Regions from separate parts of the Homo sapiens genome. Here all the other regions are linked to region 2. The links are chromatin contacts, found by Hi-C or POLR2A ChIA-PET in ENCODE. All regions are on one chromosome and are shown on one strand. The core of a region is the stretch at or near the end of the contact, and the rest is flanking DNA. Distances in the headings are between cores, read along the strand shown. Region 1 overlaps MAML2 (mastermind like transcriptional coactivator 2). Region 2 overlaps MAML2 (mastermind like transcriptional coactivator 2). Region 3 overlaps MTMR2 (myotubularin related protein 2).

The links. A loop is a pair of places that touch in the nucleus more often than their neighbours do. ChIA-PET counts read pairs that join two places held with the same protein, here RNA polymerase II (POLR2A). Pooled maps may share reads with other maps.
Region 1: a map with no recorded cell type shows a loop between it and region 2 (6-fold over the local background). The contact joins two enhancer-like sites. A Hi-C loop is called at or near these places in 6 of 168 maps with a recorded cell type or tissue (CD4-positive, alpha-beta T cell, CD4-positive, alpha-beta memory T cell, CD8-positive, alpha-beta T cell and 1 more), 15 of 37 single-sample maps with no recorded cell type and 17 of 50 pooled maps. POLR2A ChIA-PET finds 5 or more read pairs at or near these places in 2 of 52 experiments (CD4-positive, alpha-beta T cell and activated CD4-positive, alpha-beta T cell).
Region 3: a map of prostate gland shows a loop between it and region 2 (2.6-fold over the local background). The contact joins two enhancer-like sites. A Hi-C loop is called at or near these places in 5 of 168 maps with a recorded cell type or tissue (Caco-2, esophagus muscularis mucosa, naive thymus-derived CD4-positive, alpha-beta T cell and 2 more), 3 of 37 single-sample maps with no recorded cell type and 14 of 50 pooled maps.

What each region holds. Positions count from the first base shown.
Region 1 is chr11:96,265,529-96,269,262 of GRCh38, reverse strand. The region is part of intron 1 of MAML2 (mastermind like transcriptional coactivator 2); the gene reads left to right. Among named protein-coding and RNA genes, the nearest start is that of MIR1260B, 74 kb to the left of the region's middle. Within about 2 kb of position 1,467, at least 7 of the 41 ENCODE cell types and tissues checked have a DNase peak (open chromatin) inside an H3K27ac peak, as active enhancers do; they include CD8-positive, alpha-beta T cell, where a contact is called at or near this core.
Region 2 is chr11:96,009,910-96,013,621 of GRCh38, reverse strand. All of the region lies in intron 2 of MAML2 (mastermind like transcriptional coactivator 2), which reads left to right. Among named protein-coding and RNA genes, the nearest start is that of MTMR2, 88 kb to the right of the region's middle. RefSeq lists an enhancer at 982-1,585. Within about 2 kb of position 1,406, at least 17 of the 41 ENCODE cell types and tissues checked have a DNase peak (open chromatin) inside an H3K27ac peak, as active enhancers do; they include CD8-positive, alpha-beta T cell, where a contact is called at or near this core.
Region 3 is chr11:95,847,012-95,851,075 of GRCh38, reverse strand. It overlaps MTMR2 (myotubularin related protein 2), which reads left to right. Exons shown (of 15, transcript NM_016156.6): 8 at 327-476; 9 at 1,214-1,402; 10 at 3,177-3,362. Among named protein-coding and RNA genes, the nearest start is that of CEP57, 59 kb to the right of the region's middle. Within about 2 kb of position 1,840, at least 3 of the 41 ENCODE cell types and tissues checked have a DNase peak (open chromatin) inside an H3K27ac peak, as active enhancers do.

The DNA of each region.
Region 1 (3,734 bases), core at 218-2,717, 260 kb before region 2:
GACACTTTGGAAAAGAGCTAAGAGGAAACCTAGTTCAATCCCTTACCTGATGCAGTATGCCCACCATGAAGTCATCCGTCTTAATCATCTTCAATAACAGGCAACTTGAAATTTCTCAAAAGTCTGTGCATATTTGATTCCCTCTAGCAGTTCCAATAAAAATAACCAAGTCATTTCCATGGTATATGAATGAAGTGGATTATGATGCCAACATTATATTGTTTCATAACTTTCTGAGTATGTTTCTCAGTTTTAGAGATTTATTCTAATCCAAATATGCATTTATTCGAGCAATTTAGTGTTTGCTTGATGTATATACTGTATTAATCTCTTCTCTTGCTGCCAATAAAGACATACTTAAGACTGGGTAATTTATAAAGGAAAGAGTTTTAATTGACTCACAGTTCTGCATAGTGAGGGAGGCCTTACAGTTATGGCAGAAGGCAAATGAGGAGCAAAGTCACATCTTACATGGCGGCAGACAACAGATCGTGTGCAGGGGAACTCCCCTTTATAAAACCATCAGATCTCGTGAGACTTATTAACTATCACGAGAACAGCATGGGAAAGACTCACCCCTATGATTCAATTACCTCCCACTGGGTCCCTCCCATGACAGATAGGAATTAGGGGAACTACAATTCAAGATGCAATTTGGGTGGGGACACAGCCAAACCATATCATATACCAATTTTCCTTGTAAGTAGGGTTTTTGATTTTTCAAATGTTTGTTCCTTGGAAGCCACATAGGTAGGAAAAATATTTACTTACTTTTTTGCTTTGAGACAGGGTCTCCCTCTCTCACCAGGCTGGAGTGGTGTGATCATAACTCACTGTAACCTCAAACTCCTGGGCTCAAGCCATCCTCTCACTTCAGCCTCTGGAGTAGCTAGGACTACAGGAGTACACCACCATACCTGGCTAATTTTGAAATTTTTATTTTATTTTTTGTCAAGACCAGGGTCTTGCTATGTTGCCCAGGCTGCTCTCGAACTCCTGGACTCAAGTGACTCTCCCTCCTCAGCCTTCCAAAGTGCTGGGATTACAGGTATGAGTCAGTGCACCCAGCCTACTTTTTAAGATGTATGCTTAAAGATGCTATGGTAGAAAGGGAAATACAAAGTTAAATAAAGATATCCAAATACCATTATAGCATCAAACTTCATAATAAAATGAAATCATAGAGAGCAGAGATGGCATCCTTCTGGTTCTGAATGTATGTACCTGTCAACAAAAGAAAGCCATCTCCATGTTTCCAGAGTCATGATGAAATCACATTTCAAATTGTTTCAACAGGTGCCTTATGTCAAATGCCTCTTCCTATAAAAGAAACTGCTGAGTTGTTCTAAACAGTGCATGAAAATAGCAAGTGGGCTGAGTGAGCAATCACAGTGAGGTCCTGAGAGGTGTAAAAAACCCCAGATTCAGATTCAGCTTCCTCCAGAGAGTGGGGTTACCTCCCACCATGCTTGAGGGACAGCCCTCCCATAATTAGACTCTACTCACAGTCTCAGCCTGAAGTGTGACTAGCTGAAACTAGTGACTGGAGGAATTGAGCCCCTGTAGGGAGGTCAGAACAGGTAGCACTTTCCTTCTCTTGCTCCCTGCCAATGGTTACCCCTACATAGAATTTTTATTCCTACCTCTGGGCAGCACCAGCCCGTTAATAATGAACCTAGAATGTGAAGTGAAAATCAGCACCATGTGCGGTAAGCATTAGGTAATTACATTTCACTTGTTTAATTAAGTTTCACTTTCTGGTTGCCTTGAGGGAACTGTAGGAAAGGATTTTGATTTTGTTTTTGTTTTTGTTTTTCCTGATGCTTTTTTTCTTTTTTCCCCTAGCTAGAAGCTGAATAATTCCACACAGTGTTGAAATGGATATGCTGTGTTTGTGTTGGCCGAATTAAGCATCTATAATCATGTATTTCCTCTCTTTTGTCTATTTGTGTCACAGTCTTAATATGTGGGATAGAAATTTTGTTTAGTGGAGACATAATTTTTTGATTGTCTTAGGGCTTATTTAAACCAGCTCATCTCCATTATAATGTGTTTCTGTACTTTACTCATCAGCTTGGCACTGACTCCACTATTGTTTTCTTCAAATACTGTGTATTTTCCCTGAAAGTCCAAGTAGCTGACAATTTTGCTACCTCTGCAAGGAAATCTGCTTTATTTTCTCCTAGGTTTTACACATATATAAAACTATACATTAGGGACATACTGTTCCTCAGCAGGCTACATGGCCTTTCATTCACTCTCTTAAAAATATCTGTGGACCTATTATGTGAAATAATGTATGATTTGCTCAATGGGAGATTTACTTCTCAATAACGTTATGTTTTATTAAGCCTCACGTATTTCTAAATTTATATACCTTGAATAATAATTCCATCACAGAAGGGGCTCATTATTAACCACATTTCCATGTGTGATATTCACCGAGGCATGTCCCTGGAAACATACCTAACCACATAAGAGTAAAAGCCTGTCATAGCACAGGAAGCCTAGAATAAGTACATCCTACCATTTAAGCACCTAGGTCTTAATATGTCAGTTCATAATTAGATTCTACCTTTGTGGTCAGTATTTGAAATTGAGATATAGTTAATCAGTTAGAGAGGTAGTCAATTTCACTTTGTCAGTGAAGCTCAGAATCGCACCAATATGTTGTTTTTCTTTTTTTTTTTTTGAGACGGAGTCTCACTCTGTTGCCCAGGGTGGAGTGCAGTGGTGCCATCTCGGCTCACTGCAAGCTCCGCCTCCTGGGTTCATGTCATTCTCCTGCCTCAGCCTCCCGAGTAGCTGGGACTACAGGTGCCCACCACCACGCCCAGCTAATTTTTTTGTATTTTTAGTAGAGATGGGGTTTTACCGTGTTAGCCAGGATGGTCTCAATCTCCTGACCTCGTGATCTGTCCACCTCGACCTCCCGAAGTGCTGGGATTACAGGTGTGAGCCACCACGCCTGGCCAATATGTTGTTTTTCAAAGACTGCCGTCCTCATACAGACCAGCTTGGTACTGACAGAGGAGGTGAAATGGGAAAAGTTCCTTTGTCCCCCTCGCAGGGTGTACGATGGGGAAGTGGCTCGTTTCTTCAGTGCCCTGCTGCTCAGGCCTCTAAGGGAGCATACATACGGGCAGGCTGTGGGGCTCCAACACCAGGGCAGTGTCTAGGGGTGAATGTTTACAGCTTTTGAAGCCCCAGTAGGCATGTGTTACAGGGTGCTCTTTTAGTGTAGCCATCCAAAGGCAGCTTGTGTTAACTAGCTTAATTACACCCTCTACCTTGTGGCAAAGACAGAGGGCTTTCTGTATCCTGGGGTGCTTGCTTTGGTGTAGTGGAAGAATCAGATCACACGTGGGCTTGGAGAATGAGTGCAAGGTTTTATTGAGTGGAAGAAGCTCTCAGCAGATGGGGGAGCCATAAGGGAGATGATTTTCCCCATAAGTTGGGCCGCTTGGGGGCCGAGCGCTCCTCCAACTGCCCCAGCCAAACTCTGTGTTGTTTTGCCCGTCAGTGGCCTGCTGGTGCCTGCTGGTGAGTTCCACTCAACGTCTAGCCGCTTGTGTGTTCCTCTGCCAATGTGCTCCTCTCCACGTCCAGCTGCTTCTGTCTCTGCCTTGCTAGGGTCTCGGGTTTTTATAGGCACAGGATGGGGGCCTGGGTGGTCTTGGGAAATGTAGCATTTGGGCAGGAAAACAAAAATGCCTGTCCTCACCTAGGTCCGT
Region 2 (3,712 bases), core at 157-2,656:
ACTGCTAGGGTCTGGGGTTTTTATAGGCCCAGGATGGGGTTGTGGCAGGCCCAGGTGGTCTTGGGAAATGCAACATTTGGGCAGGAAGTGCCTGTCCTCACCTAGGTCGTTGGAGTGGAGCCCTTGCCAGGGACCTGCCTTTCTCTACCCAGTACTTTGCTTCCCCCATTCCATGTCATTTAAAGGGACCACACTCTTCCCTTCCTAGCAGTCCTGTATCACTTTGTGGTTGGATTTTATACTTTAGCTTTTATATTGTAGATGGACTAGTTATAATCTACTACATGAGCTACTGGAGACCTCACATTACTTAATTCTGATTACTTTGAAGAGAGAAGTGAATAGATACAAAGAATGCTTAGGGTTATCTCATTTTGTTGTTCTTAAATGTGACATTTGTTATTGGAAAAACAATATGTTTGTTGATACATAACCTACTTCCCTTGATCATTTTAAAAATTTCAATTAACCCTTGCCCCTCACCTCTCAGAAATCTGTATCTCATAACTCTCTCTTTTCACCTGAGCTCCTAGCAGTTTACAGGCAACATGGTCATCAGTGAAATGTACATGTTGAAAGAGAGAAAATAAAAACCCTCCAAGTTAGTCTGTTAAGGTGAATACATATGCTATTGCATGACCAACTAAGATAGATAATGCCCAGACAGGTCATAAAAAAGACACAGGAAAAGGGAACATTGAATAAAATGGTGGCAGCATTAGTTGACTTTATAATTCTGTTGCCTTGTGAAACAGAATTATTTGAAAGAGGTTTCTGAAAATGTTTTTGTTGCTTGTCAAAGCATGGTGCTTTGACAACACAGAAGCTATTTTTATGTAGAAACAGTAGTGAAGGTATCTTCTGTTCACTGCACAACTAAATTATAGCAACTTATCATTGTGTTGCTTAAGGAAACAAACAGATTTCAAAGGTTTATTCTAGAAAACAGTGTTTAATCAATTTCTTATACTGTCTTTGAACATAATCTAGTAAGCAGATGTGGAGTTAACGGCTTATTATGTTCATACTCCCTATATCCATTCAGAGTCTGCCAGGCTCAGAATAAAAGTCAAGACATGTGCACATAGAGACTCTGTAGATGTTTGTAGCATTTGAAATTAAAATAGTGAGAAGGCTGCCTGGGCGTCCCTTCAGACATGGCACAGTGGAGCACAGAGACAGGAAATATGCCAGACTGCCTCTGTAGGAGGCTGCTGTGAACACGTGCAGCAAGGAACAGGGAACCGCTTAATGATTAATCACTGTCAACCTTTGTTCTCGTTAAAGACTTGATTGTTGGACAAGGCTTGTAATGAGGGACTGTTTTGGTGTCTGTTGCTATGAGATTGTGTTCACTGATCCTCAGTTGATGTAAGCCGCTGTTCTCTTTTTGCCCAAGTCGAATGAACTTGAATGAAAATGCTCTCACAGTGCCTGCTAGTGGTGCTTTCAGAGGAGGTTCTGGGCATTCTGTTTACCAAATGCTACTGCAGCTCAAAAACGGAGAACAGGTAACTAAGAGTTTGGCTCAGCTGAATTTTGGCATATGAGATTTATGAAATTTTAGCAAATGTTTTAAAAGTTTGATTCTAAAAGACGTAAATAAAAGTAGATTTTATGGTAGTAATGGAATAAAAACCCTTCAACACACCCACACACCTTTTCTTTTTAACAAGCACAGATATTCAAGAATCAAAATTTTAAATTGTTACCATTTCTCTTGACTTCTATAAATAAAATATTAAATTGTGTTTTGCAAACCAAATTCTTAAACCACCAACTCATGTGAGAGGTGGGAATATGTCTTGGCATTTTCCTAAAGGCTAAGAAAAAAAATTCCATTTATTCTGTCATTGATTACAGCTTGCAGACTTTTATATAACCATTTTTTTGTTTGCTTGTTTTTAGATTCAAGGGGTACATGTGCAGATTTGCTCCATGGTTATATTGCATGATGATGAGGTTTGGGCTTCTATTGATCCCGTCACCCAAATAGTGAACATAGTACCCAATGGGTACTTTGTCTGCCCCAGCCTCTCTCCCACCCTCCCCCTTTTGGAGTCCCCAGTGTCTGTTGTTCCCAGCTTTATGTCCATGTGTACTCAATGTTTAGCTCTCACTTATAAGTGAGAACATATGGTATTTGGTTTTTCTTTCTGTGTTCATTCACTTACAAGAATGGCCTCCAGCTGCATCCATGTTGCTACAAAAGGACGTGATTTAATTCTTTTTTATGGCTATGTAGTATTTCATGGTGTATATGTACCATATTTTCTTACTAATTCAACATTGGTAGATACCTTGGTTGGTTCCATGTCTTTGCTTTTGTAAACAGTGTTGCAATGAACATATAAGTGCAGGTGGCTTTTTGGTAGAATGACTTATTTTCCTTTAAGGTAGATACTCAGTAATAGAATTGCTGGGTCAAATGGTAGTTCTATTTTTAGTTCCTTGAGAAATCTCCAAACTGCTTTCCACAGTGGCTGAACTACAATTCCCACCAGCAGTGCATAAGCATTCCCTTTTCTCTGCAACCTCATCAACATGTATTATATTTTGACTTTTTAATAAGAGCCATTCTGACTGATGAGAAATAGTAAGCATAACCATTTTTGAATATTTTACTGCAATAAAATATCAATGGAACATTTTAAAGGAGGAAAAAAACAGTATTTTTAAACTTTAAAGAATATTTTTCTGGATTAAAGTGACCTTATAAAACTCTGAATTTCTTCTAAACATAATTGCATCATCATGAAATTACTTTTAAAATATATACTTATATGAAAGTACTAATATAGAACAACTAAAACTGTTAGTGATATTCTCAGATTATGCTTACTATCCCCAGGCAAAAATATTTCTCTGTCTCTCTTTCTCTCTCTTTCTAACAAATGCAATCTGCTATAGTTTTTTGATGTGTCTGCATGAAGCAACTTTTCTTGTGTTTTACATCTGTATATAACTTTTTGGTTCAAAATACTATGTGTCTCTATTGTTCTCTCTTTTTTCATTCGCCACTATTCTTAACTCATCTACATTGTAATCAGGGAAGTTGAGTAGGGACTGTTTGTACCTCAAGAAATCTAAAATGTAGCCTCTGTCAGCATCCTATGCCCCTACCTGGTCTACAGGTAACTATGAATGTTCCACTTGATCCCAGAAGTGATTCTGTCTAACCCAAGGACCTGTCTCTTGTTAAGTGTCCCCTACATATAAAAGTAGGAAGGGACTGGGGAATGGCCAATCTGCCCCTGTATCTTCTAGTAGATTTGCTCTAAATCTTCCCACACAGGAAAATCAGTTTTTTATATAAATCTCTAAATAGTAATCCAGTTTTCTTAGAAATAGTCACAGTGTATAACTTGTAAACACTTTAATTTTCAAAGTCTTGCTTCTATGTTTAAATATGTATCCATATATAATTAGGATATAGAATGTAAATTTTCTCTGAACACAGTATCTATCTGTTGAAGTTATGATGGAGTAATATAATTAAGATAGAAAGCAGAAGGTTTATAATGATAATGATAACTATAATTGGTTTGGTCTTTTAAGACATATTACAGTTTGCAGTAAGTAGATCATTCCCGAAGCTCCAAATTGTTCCTGATTCAGTTCATAGAACTGCAACCCTCTAAGGAACATCTTTTCATAACCCACGCCTTATAAATCCTGTTAGGCCTGATTGGTTTTTTATCCTTGACCATAG
Region 3 (4,064 bases), core at 591-3,090, 160 kb after region 2:
AAAAAAAAAAAAAAAAAAAAGGAATATTTGAAGTCTTACTGTTTCCTTCCACCTCCTGAATATGCTTAGCACAGGTCCACACTGAATATTTAGTGAATTAATGTCTGTTATATTAACATCAAATTGGGTTCCACAAATGAATACGTATCCCTACATTAGAATATCTAATCCTGAAAGCCTGATACCACAGGCTGACAACAACTATCCCAACACTTTAGGAGATGGATAGTAGAGGTCAGAGAGATTGAACAGGATGGCTTCTGTCCTGGTGTCGTTTAATATTTTAGTTATATAGTAATTTGTCTTATGTTTCATTTCACATGTAGGGAATTCCAAATGAAAGCTGGAGAATAACAAAGATAAATGAACGATATGAACTTTGTGATACATACCCTGCCCTCCTGGTTGTGCCAGCAAATATTCCTGATGAAGAATTAAAGAGAGTGGCATCCTTCAGATCAAGAGGCCGTATCCCAGTAAGTAGGAAGTTTGGATGAGCCTTTGCAAGTGCTTTTTTACTCAACATAATGCTGAGATTAATGAGTAGGAGAATGGATTCAGGATATAAATAGCTACAGCAGCAGGTCTTTCATGGGGATATTGGAGATTGATTTATTTAGTAAAGTTAAAACTGGAAGAAAGACTTAAAGAGGCTTCCAGAGAGTGTGATATGGGTATTAGATAACTGCACAGAATTGCATGATTCTTCACTGAAAAAGTTTGCTGTGTGTATTAGTCACTATTTATTTATCTTATTGTATATTCTTTAGTCATGATGATAAATGTTCTTTTTTTTTTTTAAGTCCTAGAAAGAACACCTTACAGATTTATAACTGGATCTTAGAAAGATGAGCTTAAATAATTTTAGGTACAAAATTCATAGATTCTAAAGGCTTTTAGAACTGAGCAGTTTTACTAATATATTAAGTGGGGTTTACTTAGCCCTGTTTCACAGTATTTTTTTCAGGAGATAACATTTCCCAATAATCAAATACTTTCCTAAATCAGTATCTGACTAAAGAATTAGACCAAGTTTTCCACATCCCAGAATTGGCTTGAAGGAAAGGTGATGATTTTTCTTAGCAGCCTCAGATGTCCTTTCATGGCCAGGCTTTGGATCCAATTAGAAAGCAGAGCTTTACTGAGTACTGTTTTTGAGAATTATAAACAGAGAAGTATGTAAAAGGTGTGTTACCATTTTTTCCTCATTAAGGTTTTATCATGGATTCATCCTGAAAGTCAAGCCACAATCACTCGGTGTAGCCAGCCCATGGTTGGAGTGAGTGGAAAGCGAAGCAAAGAAGATGAAAAATACCTTCAAGCTATCATGGATTCCAATGCCCAGTCTCACAAAATCTTTATATTTGATGCCCGGCCAAGTGTTAATGCTGTTGCCAACAAGGTCAGATGGTCTCTTAGTAATTATAATTATGGTTTCATGAATCAGCTGAGTTTGGCAGGGCCACAGTGTAGTAAAAAGAGCTCAGGCTCTACAGTGGTAAACATATAGGTTCTTGTCTTGGCTCTTCAACTTGATGGTGTGATTTTGAGTTAGTTATTTAACCTCTTTAGACCTCAATTTGTTTATTGGTAAAAATGAGAATAATAATAGTTAACAGTGTTGTTTTGGGAGCAAAAATCATTTAATAAAAAATAATGCATAAACTTTTGCTTACTTACATAATAACTAGGTGTTCAGTTATTCTTAGCTTCCCACTTCTCCAAAGTTGACAACTAACTGAGCTTATGACTCACTGAAGTCCCTGTATAGTACTGCTCTAGGAATAGCGAACTAGTGTTCTCGGTGACTAGTGGTGCCCTCTTCTGACCGTCCTCCACCTGAACAAGTTATTCAGACTGAAGAATTGGCAGTTAGCTGTAGCTGATTGTTCCAGCAGAATAAATATTAGCATTGTGGAAATTGAAATTTTGGTTCAGTTGACCAAATCTATAGGAGGAGGGAAGGAGAGAGAAGACATAACTACAGCAGCAGGTACCATTACTGAAAAGCGCTCATCTTTTCAAGTGTACATTTCAGTGCTTTTAGTATATTCACAAAGTTGTACAACCATGCCACTACCTGAATCCAGGGCATTTTTATTCTATGTGTTTCGGTGACAGGTTCTGTATAGTTGTTACCACTGCTGTCTTTCTAGAATGTTGCAACAAATTTGAATTGAAAGTTCCTGTCTTATTCCCACTCTTCAGAAGTAATCTTTAACAGGTATCCCTTGAAATACTGTAAATTCTATAATTGTGCCAAACGATTTCCCAGACTCTCAGTGTCAGAAAGGAAGCTGAACTTCTGTTCTTTCAGTAGTTTGTTGCTGGTTATGAGTTGGTGGTTTTGTTGTTTCAAAGGTGTGGGTCATATAATCACTTAATTTTGTATAATTTACTGCTCCAGTATTTTCCTAATTTGTTTCTATTAGGGCTCTAAGAAGTATAATTTTACACGAGTTAGGTAGGAGATAGAATATTTTATTCATGAAATATAAAAAGATTAAGTCCAGAAAAATAAGGTTCTTCTTTCTAGCCATAGCTTATTTTGAACACCAAATATTTTCTCATTCTATTTTGTAGATGTAGATTTAAGTCTTTGAGAACATTGATGATGATAGCATTCTGTGCTTTTATCCTTGTTCTGTCTTTTTATTTAAAGAGAATTATGTGGTTAAAAAAGAAGCAGGTCATTTTGATTGCAAAGAGTTTATTTCTCAGATATGAAGATTAAAATGAGGTGAAGAGGCAGGGAGGTGAAGAAGCATAGGTGAACCAGACATGTGGTCTCAGCACATGAAACTTACAGTCTGGTAATTTCAGTATATATGAAAGGAAGTCATCTGTAAGAACTTATGTTTGGGTAGGACTTGGCGTATGGGCTGGGAAAATTTAGTGCTTTACAGTGTTTAAATACCTTCCTATGTGTTTCATATTTAATTTTAATAATGGCCATATGGGCAAGTCAGACTACGTATATATTCATTTTGTAAAGAAGAACACAAGAAAGCGAGTGGTTGTGCTAAATAAGTTGTCCTGAGCCATCCACATTTTCCTGTGGAGTTTTCCTTGTCTCCAGTAATATGTATCATCTTTTATGCTATTGGATATTTTATGTCACTTGTTTACAGATGTGCATTCATTTATGATTTTCCATGATGTGTGCTTTTTTCCAGGCAAAGGGTGGAGGTTATGAAAGTGAAGATGCCTATCAAAATGCTGAACTAGTTTTCCTGGATATCCACAATATTCATGTTATGAGAGAATCATTACGAAAACTTAAGGAGATTGTGTACCCCAACATTGAGGAAACCCACTGGTTGTCTAACTTGGAATCTACTCATTGGCTAGAACATATTAAGGTGGGTGTGTGTTACTATATCCCAAACAAAGACTCTCTCTACCCCTTTGTTTATATTAGCTTTTTACTTATAATTGCAATCAACATGAAGGTACCTTTCTAAACAATGAAAAATGGGTAAATGCTTTGATACTTGGAACTACTAGTGAATTTTAATGTTTGAATGAATTGGTTTTTTATATTGTGCATTTGGTTATGTTGTATTTCTTTTGTTCCCCCTCCCATCCTATCTGAATTCGAACCATCCTTCAGATTCCAGTTCATATTTCATTTCTTCCATAAGGTCTTCCCAGATTGCATCCTTTTCCATTTTCTCTGAACTCTTTACCCTGTCTTTCCATCTAATCAGGAACTAGCGTGTACTTTGTTTGCTTTTGTGTGTCAACCAACGTATATTGCTAATTTATGGAGACCAAGACTGGATAAATCCTACATATATTTTTTTGTCCTCTCAGGAGCTAGGGCAGCACTATCCGTGTGAATAGGTACCCAATAAATATTAGTTGATTTGTGAAGTTAAAACCATTCTGATCAGGGAAATGAGGTGGAGTGGTTGCATGAGCCACACTGAGTGCTAAGTCATTCGCAGAGCACATGTCAGTGCTAATTTACCTAACATGCTAATTTAATCTAGTTATATTTTCAGATATGGTCTGTCAGTAACATAACTCACCAAAATGTAGACTTATGTAACCACATATAT